Linked DNA regions of Homo sapiens: all the other regions are linked to region 3. Evidence: chromatin contacts called from ENCODE Hi-C or POLR2A ChIA-PET data. All regions are on one chromosome and are shown on one strand. Each heading gives the region's core, a stretch centred on a gene start or an enhancer-like site at or near the end of the contact. The rest is flanking DNA. Distances are from core to core; before and after follow the strand shown. Region 1 overlaps PRKAR2A (protein kinase cAMP-dependent type II regulatory subunit alpha). Region 2 holds the start of P4HTM (prolyl 4-hydroxylase, transmembrane). Region 3 holds the start of SLC25A20 (solute carrier family 25 member 20).

The links. A loop is a pair of places that touch in the nucleus more often than their neighbours do. ChIA-PET counts read pairs that join two places held with the same protein, here RNA polymerase II (POLR2A). Pooled maps may share reads with other maps.
Region 1: a map of naive thymus-derived CD4-positive, alpha-beta T cell shows a loop between it and region 3 (5-fold over the local background). The contact joins the enhancer-like site here to the promoter of SLC25A20 in region 3. A Hi-C loop is called at or near these places in 2 of 168 maps with a recorded cell type or tissue (CD4-positive, alpha-beta memory T cell and naive thymus-derived CD4-positive, alpha-beta T cell) and 5 of 50 pooled maps. POLR2A ChIA-PET finds 5 or more read pairs at or near these places in 7 of 52 experiments (AG04449, Caco-2, GM12878 and 4 more).
Region 2: a pooled map shows a loop between it and region 3 (6-fold over the local background). The contact joins the promoter of P4HTM here to the promoter of SLC25A20 in region 3. A Hi-C loop is called at or near these places in 9 of 50 pooled maps. POLR2A ChIA-PET finds 5 or more read pairs at or near these places in 7 of 52 experiments (CD4-positive, alpha-beta T cell, H1, K562 and 4 more).

What each region holds. Positions count from the first base shown.
Region 1 is chr3:48,786,982-48,790,174 of GRCh38, forward strand. The region is part of intron 4 of PRKAR2A (protein kinase cAMP-dependent type II regulatory subunit alpha); the gene reads right to left. Among named protein-coding and RNA genes, the nearest start is that of PRKAR2A, 59 kb to the right of the region's middle. Within about 2 kb of position 1,735, at least 2 of the 41 ENCODE cell types and tissues checked have a DNase peak (open chromatin) inside an H3K27ac peak, as active enhancers do.
Region 2 is chr3:48,988,733-48,991,597 of GRCh38, forward strand. It overlaps P4HTM (prolyl 4-hydroxylase, transmembrane), which reads left to right and starts at 1,509. Exons shown (of 9, transcript NM_177939.3): 1 at 1,509-1,878; 2 at 2,101-2,182. The coding sequence starts at 1,525. It overlaps LOC124909376 (a long non-coding RNA gene), which reads right to left and starts at 1,140. Exons shown (of 2, transcript XR_007095903.1): 1 at 816-1,140. RefSeq lists enhancers at 229-792, 793-1,355, 1,103-1,262, 1,920-2,481 and a silencer at 1,373-1,752.
Region 3 is chr3:48,897,490-48,900,411 of GRCh38, forward strand. It overlaps SLC25A20 (solute carrier family 25 member 20), which reads right to left and starts at 1,393. Exons shown (of 9, transcript NM_000387.6): 1 at 1,201-1,393. The coding sequence starts at 1,305. RefSeq lists an enhancer at 314-363 and a silencer at 944-1,133.

The DNA.
Region 1 (3,193 bases), core at 485-2,984, 110 kb before region 3:
ATTCTATAGAATGACTAACTAGTACTCTTCAAAGTGTCAAGATTATGAAAGACAAGTAAAGACTGAAAACTGCCACAGATTGGAGGAGACTAAGAAGAAATAACTGCTAAATCTAACATGGGATCCTGGACTGGATCCTCTACCAGAAAAAAGACATTATTGAGAAAAGTAATTATTTATTTATTTATTTATTTATTTATTTATTTATGTATTTATTTAATGAGACAGAGTTTCACTCTTATTGCCCAGGCTGTAGTGCAATGGTGTGGTCTTAGCTCACTGCAAACTCTGCCTCCTGGGTTCAAGCGATTCTTCTGCCTCAGCCTCTCAAGTAGCTGGGATTATAGGCACCTGCCACCAAGCCTGGCTAATTTTTGTATTTTTAGTAGAGATGGGGTTTCACCATGTTGGCCAGGCTGGTCTCAAACTCTTGACCTCAGATGATCCTCCCTCCTTGGCTTCCCAAAGTGCTGGGATTACAGGAATGAGCCACCGTGCCCGTCCAAGTTATAACTTTTCAACACTCAAATGGTATTCTCCAACTCTAAGAAAACTGTTAGATTGACATAGAAACTTTCCTTATAGTAACTTTAATGGTATAAAATTTACAAGAGGTTTTATTCACAGATAAAGAAGCAAGCCCCTTTTCCATTTACATGGATGGGTCTTCCAGGGAAAACAGCTAACACAGACCACTGTTTCTCATAACCAGCCTTTCCTTGAGCTCATGGTCCTTGTCTCATTCAGTCTCAAACTAACAAGCTCTGAGTAAAGCTCTGGCTATTACTGTAAACCACACAGTTATTAGTCTGGTTTACAGACACCAAGGTTAGTTAACTCCTTTGACTGATGCATTGTAAGCTCATATCTGACCAGCCCAGATTCCTAAGGAGGGCTGTGGAAATGTCTTCAGAAGCCTTTTTGGTAGGAGCTGGGTAACAGAGGAAATCTAATTCCAGCCTTCCTGTCTCTGCACATTCTGGGACTCCTCAATAGGCCTAGCACCTTAGCCATTCATGCGGTTTTAAATTTTTAAATGTTTTTAATTTTAAATTTTTAGCTTTTTTGAGATGGAATCTCATTCTCTCGCCAAGGCTGGAGTTCAGTGGTATGATCTCAGCTCACTGCAACCTCCACCTCCCCAGTTCAAGCAATTCTCCTGCCTCAGCCTCCCGAGTAGCTGAGACTACAGGTGCGCGCCACCACGCCCAGCTAATTTTTGTATTTTTAGTAGAGACGGGGTTTCACCATGTTAGCCAGGATGGTCTCCATCTCTTGACCTCATGATCCGCCCACTTCGGCCTCCCAAAGTGCTGGAATTACAGGTGTGAGCCACCGTGCCCTGCCAAATTTTGTATTTTTAGTAGAGACGGGGTTTCACCATGTTGGCCAGACTGGTCTTGAATTTCTGACCTCAAATGATCTGCCTGCCTCAGTCTCCCAAAGTGCTGGGTGCTGGGATTACAGGCGTGAGCCCCCATGCCTGGCCTCATTCTTTTAATGTGTGGCCTTCAAAGTAGAGAAGAAACAGTAGAGAAGAATAGAGAAGAAACAGGAAATCTGAAGATTCTCTGTTACTATGAACTAAATGTTTATGTCACCCCAAAATTTCATGTTAAAGCCTGACTCCCAATGTGATGGTATTAGAAGGTAAGGCCTTTACATGATCATGAATGGGATTAGTTCCCCTATAAAGGAAACCCTGAGAGCTCCCTCCCTCCTTCCACCATGTGAGAACACACAGAGATGGTTATCTACGAACCAGGAAGTGGGCTCCTGATCAGACACCAAATCTGCTGGCACCTTGAGCTTGGATTTCCCAGACTCCAGAACTGTGAGAAATTTCCACTGTTTATAAACCACCCAGGTTACAGTATTTTGTTATAGCAGCCCAAATGTACTAGGACACCTATCAGGAGATAGCCCTTGTTCTTTATTTCTACCACCAAGAGAGGGAGGACAGGCCCAGGTCATAGATCCTATGCTAGGCCCTGCAGAAACACACCATTCCTAAGAAGCACTTACTACACACTGTGGTAAGCCAGTGAGTTAACTATTATCAATGAAGGGAACTACATACCAGCATCTTCAGAAAAATCAATCTCTTTGTAGGATAAATTCAGACCCTCCTAACTAAGCCAGGGTCATGCAAATCTGAGCATTTCCTTGCAACATGACAAAACCGCATGCTCTTCAAATTATCAGTATTGTCTTGGAGAAAGTGCCAAAGCAGCTCAGAAAAATACAGCAGTCCTCCCTTTATCCATGGGGAGTATGTTCCAAGGGGATATGTGGATGTCTGAAACCACAGATAGTGTTGAACCCTACTGATGTCAATTGGAACACATTTCTGTTCCACCCACAAATGTAATGCCTTTTCCATCTTAACCAAGTACTTAACACGCACTGTGGCTGTAACTTGTGCAGTCTGAGGTGCAACAGCAAAACTAGCATAAATTTCTTTTTCCTTCTTCACAGTTTCACAGATAGAAGATTCATTCTTATTCTATTTTTTTTTTTTTTTTTTTAGACAGAGTCTTGCTCTGTCACCCAGGCTGGAGTGCAATGGTGCGATCTCAGCTCACTGCAACTTCCGCCTCCTGGATTCAAGCAATTCTCCTGCCTCGGCCTCCTGAGTAGCTGGGATTACAGGTGCACACTACCACACCTGGCTAATTTTTGTATTTTTAGTAGAGACAGAATTTCACTGTTGGCCAGGCTGGTCTTGAACTCCACCCACCTCGGCCTCCCAGAGTGCTAGGATTACAGGCATGAGCCACCGCACCCAGCCAGAAGATTCATTCTTACCATAGATTTTTGCAACCTCAGCATACAATTTCTTTCTCCCTCCCTCCCTCTCTCCCTCCCTTCCTTTTGTTCCTTCCTTCCTTTCTTCCTTTTCTTTCTCTCTTCCTTTCTTTTTCTCTCCCTCTCTCCCTCTCTTTTCTTTCTTTTCTCTCTCTCTTTCTTCCTTTCTTTCCTTAAGTTTCTCTCATCTTTTCACTTAAAGGAAGAATTTTATGGCTTATTTTTGGCATATCCGAATTGCCAGCATTGCTTCTCTTGTGCTTTGGGGCCATTATTAAGTAAAATAAGGGTTACGTGAATATGAGTACTGCTATATGGTGACTAAGTGACTAATGGGCAGGTGGCATATATGGCATGAATACACGGGGACAAAGTGATGATTTGC
Region 2 (2,865 bases), core at 259-2,758, 91 kb after region 3:
AATTAGCCGGGCATTGTGGCGGGCACCTGTAGTCCCAGCTACTTGGGAGGCTGAGACAGGAGAATTGCTTGAACCCGGGAGGCGGAGCTTTCGGTGAGCTGAGATCACACCACTGTACTCCAGCCTGGCGACAGAGCGAGACTCTGTATCAAAAAAAAAAAAAAAATTATAATTAAAAAATTAAAACTAAATAATAATAAATAAAAATACAAAAAAAAAAATTGGCCCGCCATGGTGGCGCATGCCAGCTACTTGGTAGGCTGAGGCAGGAGAATTGCTTGAACCCGGAAGGCAGAGGTTGCAGTGAGCCAAGATCGCGCCACTGCACTCCAGCCTGGGCGACAGAGTGAGACTCCGTCACACACACACAAAAAATCTTAGAAGAAAGAGGTGGGCCTGCCCTTGGAGCCCCTGGCCTGCCTTGACTTGAGGGGACTAGAAAATGCAGACTATGCTTTGCTATGGGGAAGGGAGAGGAGATGGGAGTAGAGGTAGTGGGGGTCTTAACCAGGGTAGGGAGAAACCACCAGTGTGACCTGCCTTAAAAGTGTTGCTCTTGCCTGCAAGTCCACCTCGGGGAGGGGGGTCAGCTTCTGCCCTGAGGGCGTGTAGTAATCTCTTCCTGAGGATAACCAGCTCTAGAAGAGCAGGGATGCCTTGGCACTTGACCACTGGTAGGTATGTCCTCCCCCCACCCCCGTTTTTGGTGATAATCTGTTTAATTTTTCTCTGAGGTAATGGTGTCTCAGTTATGGAAGAGTCCCTTCCCGCCTCTTCACACGTGCCAGCTTTGATGCAAGGAGTGTTCCATATACCTGAGCACTGGTTCATTCCTGCGGGCTGCCATGGGGGGCTCACTTTCCTGATGCCAGGGCTCCTCCAGGATGCCCCCTCTGACGGCCTATGAAACCTTGCACATCAGGCAGCTTCTTCCTAAGGCCTGCCTGACTCCGGCGAGACTTCCCGGGAGATCCGGACCGACCGCGGAACCGAGCTCCAAGAATGCCTGCGAGGAGGCTGTGGGTCCTACCCTATCGCCGCTTACGCAGTCCCAGCCTCCGCGGCGCCCCCAAATGCCGCACTGTTGAGTCATCTCAGCGCTGCCTCCTCCGCGCTGCGCTCCCCACCCCCGCTCCTGGAGCAAGAAGATGCAGACGATACTTTTCCCGGAGGCAAGAGGGCGTCTTCACGCAGGCACCGAGAAGCTCCCACTAGTGTATGCCTTAATGGTGCCGCTCTTGTCCGCGTCTACGCTTGGGACCTTGGCTTCTGACTTGGAGAGTGTACAGCTCTGCCCGACGGCAACCCAGCTTGGGAAGAGAAGCCCCAGCGTGGGCTGGGGCTCAAGGCGCAGGAAGGCCGAGCCCGGCGCGGACGCAGGCGGCTCCGGGCGGGCTCAGCACCCCCAGGCACCGTCTCCTAGTGACCGCGGCGCTCGCGGGCCTGGCGGCCGTTGTCCGGGCGACTGCGCAGCGCGGGCACCCCCGCGGCCCCTCCCCTGGGCGCGCGCGCGACCTGGGTGCCATGGCGGCAGCGGCGGTGACAGGCCAGCGGCCTGAGACCGCGGCGGCCGAGGAGGCCTCGAGGCCGCAGTGGGCGCCGCCAGACCACTGCCAGGCTCAGGCGGCGGCCGGGCTGGGCGACGGCGAGGACGCACCGGTGCGTCCGCTGTGCAAGCCCCGCGGCATCTGCTCGCGCGCCTACTTCCTGGTGCTGATGGTGTTCGTGCACCTGTACCTGGGTAACGTGCTGGCGCTGCTGCTCTTCGTGCACTACAGCAACGGCGACGAAAGCAGCGATCCCGGGCCCCAACACCGTGCCCAGGGCCCCGGGCCCGAGCCCACCTTAGGTCCCCTCACCCGGCTGGAGGGCATCAAGGTGAGGACCTCCCTGCCCCGCCGCGCTCCAGGCCCTGCACGGCTGAGCCCGAGAGGACCGGCGCTCAGCCCGGGTCCCCACGCTGCCCCCGGCGCTGCTCTGCGTCGGTCCCGCGCGCTCCCACTCACTCGCCTGCTGTCGCTCTCCGGGCCGGGGCGACTTGGCCCTTCTTGGGCAGCGCGGTCTGGCGCCCCAGCTGCCCGCTGTGCGCCTTTTCCTTAGGTGGGGCACGAGCGTAAGGTCCAGCTGGTCACCGACAGGGATCACTTCATCCGAACCCTCAGCCTCAAGCCGCTGCTCTTCGGTAAGTCCGCCAGATACTCCTGGGAAGGGCCAGGGGCTGCGGTTTGGTGGCCACCTTGAGGCTCGTTGTGACCACGTGACCTCTATTTTGAAAATGGCTGCTTCAGAGCAGCCCTTCCAGAGGATTACCAAAGTGAAGGACCTTCCCCGTCCTCGAAATAGGGTAACACTCCCTCTTATCCCAACTCCCTGCAGTCCATTCTTCCATCACAGGGCTGGCAGGGTGAGCCTGAGGCTGGTGTCTAAACGTTTCATTGCACCTGTCTTCCGTGCCACCATTAATTCTGTCACCTTCTAGAACTGGGAGGAAGGTGGGAGACTGATAACCAGCTTTCTGCCGACCTCAGGACCTCTGGGGAAAATCCCACTGCCGAAGTGGGCCTTGTGGTCTGATGAGAAGCAGGCCGTCCAAATGTAGATAAACTGGTACCCCCCCAGCCTCCTCCACTGGAGTACCAGTCAGAGGCTCAGCTTTTGCTGCCAGCACTCTGAGATTCTTCTTAAGGTGAAGTCTTTGTTCAGCCATCATGGGCAAAGCTTTCTAGGGTGACTCCAGTTGGAGCCACAACATAGCTCATCGTTTCTGAGCTCTAGTTATGTGCTTGCCTTCATATGATTATTTCATTTAATTCCTGCAACCCCTCTGTGAAGTGGGTGTAGATCCTACTCAGGCCAGTGAGGGGG
Region 3 (2,922 bases), core at 143-2,642:
GGAATGACCACAGTCTGGGAAGCACTAACACATGGCATTTACCACCAGCTAAATAAACATTTGATTTCATGTTGCACAATGACCTAGCCAGTCCAGCTACTTTAACCCTGGTCTTCCTATAGAATGACCCCAGTATGAGCTCTACTTCAGGGCAGCTCCTCTCTTGGATGAAAGGCAGCAAAGAGCTTGCTGCCCAAGCTGGCCAAGAGGAAGTGCCCACAAAACTATTTCGCTGTGGAAGAAATCTGACCCAACATCCTAACAAACCCCCTCACATGGGCTTCCAATCTTTTAAAACTCATGTCTGCTCCCCACAGGCCCACCCTGGCAATGACTTGTCAATTTCCTTCACGTCTACGTCTAGAAAAAAAGTGAGAAAACTGGATGCAGCTTCGAGTGCTAAGCCATGGGGGATGGACTTTGGTCCCCAAGCAAAGCATTAATGAAGGTGTTGCAAGGGGAATAGTTGAGATATGATATGAGGAAGACCAGAGAACAATTCCTGATGAACGTCCTCCCTCCCAAGCCTCAGTCTGACCATAGCTTCCTCATCTGGGAGTTGTGAGAATGAGGCTGGCCTTGTGCAAAGCTGATCACCTTGCTTTCCGTGGAAGGGGCTCGGTCACTGAGGTCATCATTGCTTCTCACAGGGATGCCTCTGCCCAGGAGGCTGAGCAGGCCACCGTTGGGTGACAGGCCGAAGAGTGTCAAGTATCTCCCCGGGCCGGGAAAGGTGCGAAAGAGATGGGTACTCTTGCCCCAGGGGAATGTATCAAAGGACACCTCCAGAACAACCGTACCGCTCTGTCTTTAGTTGTCTTCCTGGGGCAGGCTTTACAGGGGACCTGTTTCAACCTTAACGATAATATTAGTGTTGGCTGAAACCAAAACTATGGAGAGACGTTTATTCCTTCCCATCCCTAAAGAAGTGGCGCAGGGTCAGAAGAGACTGCGGGACAGGGAACTTTACATCAGAGCTCTTGACAGGCAGTTAGAGGCTGCTCACTTTGCGCCGCCGCCTGGCTCTTTGGGGCGCAAGGTACAGCTTCCTGCCCACCCCTGAAAGAGAGATTCCCTAGACTTCTCACGGAAGCTCACACATGCCCCTCTTCTGCCCAGCGTCCGCGCCTCGCGGGGGACCATGCTTTCCGCGCCCCGCCCGGGCCTCCTCCCCAAAGCCTGCGACCCAGCCTCCCGCACCTTGACCGTGTCCAGAGGGTGACCGACGAACACCAGGCACACGCCGCCAAAGCCGCCGGCCAGCAGGTTCTTGAGCGGGCTGATGGGTTTTGGCTGGTCGGCCATGGTCAGTCCGTCTGTCACTCCGTCTGTCAGTTCTCGGGCCGTCCTGGCTTCTCAGCCCCAGCTGCAGTGCCGGCGCCGCCGACCTTTCACCCACTTTTGGGTGGGCGGGGCACGAGCCCGGGGCAGGTCGGGAGGAGGGCCCAGTTGGCACGGTAGGGCTTCCGCCCGGGGCTGCTTCCGGCCTCGGCCCCGCTTCGATGGGCGTGGCAGAGCGCAAAGCCGCATGGGCGGGGTTTGGGAGTGTGGGCCAGCGGGCCTATTCCTCCAGGAAGCCTTCCCAGACTTCCATGTTTCCTCTGAGCTCCCATTCATCCACTCACTCCAGAGAGATCAATTGCGCCCTGCCATATGCCAGGCGTCCTTCTAGGTGCTGGAGGCACCCCTGGTAGTACAACACACAGGTCCCTGTCCTCCTGGAATTTACAGACCATAACAAAGATAAATAACTAAAAAATGCATAGTGTATCAAGTAGTAATAAGTACTACGGAGAAAAATCCAGGAAGAGAGTTAGAGGGTGTGTGGGACAAGTGATTTGCAATTTTAGTTCGTTGAATAAGGGAGGGTTTAACTGAAAAGGTGACAGGATTCAAGACCTGAGAAGATGAGAGAGGGAGTTCTGTTCACACATAACAGGGTCAAGGGTGAGGAACCTTCCACCCAGAAGAAAAAGAAAATGCAAAAGCCTTGAGATGGTCTGTGCCTGACATGTTTGAGAAACCACAGGAAGAGGGAGGGTAGTAGCTGATGAGGCGACAGAGGTTTTGGAGGCACTAGAAGACAGGTTTGGGCCTGGTGTTATGGCTCATGTCTGTAATCCCAGCTCTTTGGGAGGCCAAGGCGAGAGGATTGCTTAAACCCAGGAGTTTGAGACCAGCCTGACTTATATAGCGAGACTCTTGTCTCTAAAAAAAAAAAGTTAGGCCGGGCCCAGTGGCTCACACCTGTAATCCCAGCACTTTGGGAGGCCAAGGCAGGCATATCAACTGAGGTCAGGAGTTTGAGACCAGCCTGACCAACATGGAGAAACCCCGTCTCTACTAAAAATACAAAATTAGCGGGGCATGGTGGCGCATGCCTGTAATCCCAGCTACTTGGGAGGCTGAAGCAGGAGAATCACTTGAACTTGGGAGGCAGAGATTGCGGTGAGCCCAGATCGTGCCATTGCACTCCAGCCTGGGCAAAAAGAGCGAAACACTGTCTCTACAAAAAAAAAAAAAAAAAAAAAAAAAAAAAGTTAAAGGCCCGACGCAGTGGCTCATGCCTATAATCCCAGCACTTTGGAAGGCCAAGGCAGGTGGATCACCTGAGGTCAGGAGTTCAAGACCAGCCTGGCCAACATGGTCAAACCCCGTCTCTACTAAAAATACAAAAACTTGCCAGCCGTAATGGCAGACGCCTATGCCTGTGATCCCAGCTACTCGAGAGTCTAAGGCAGGAGAATCGCTTGAGCCCAGGAGGCGGAGCTTGCAGTGAACCGAGATCTTGCCACTGTCTCTCCTCTGAAGGACGTAGAAGTCATTGCAGGGTACTGAGTGGGGAGCGACATAGTCTGACATCGTTATCAGGATCCCCCTTTGATTGCTGGGTGAAAATAGACTCCAGGGGGCAAGAAGAAA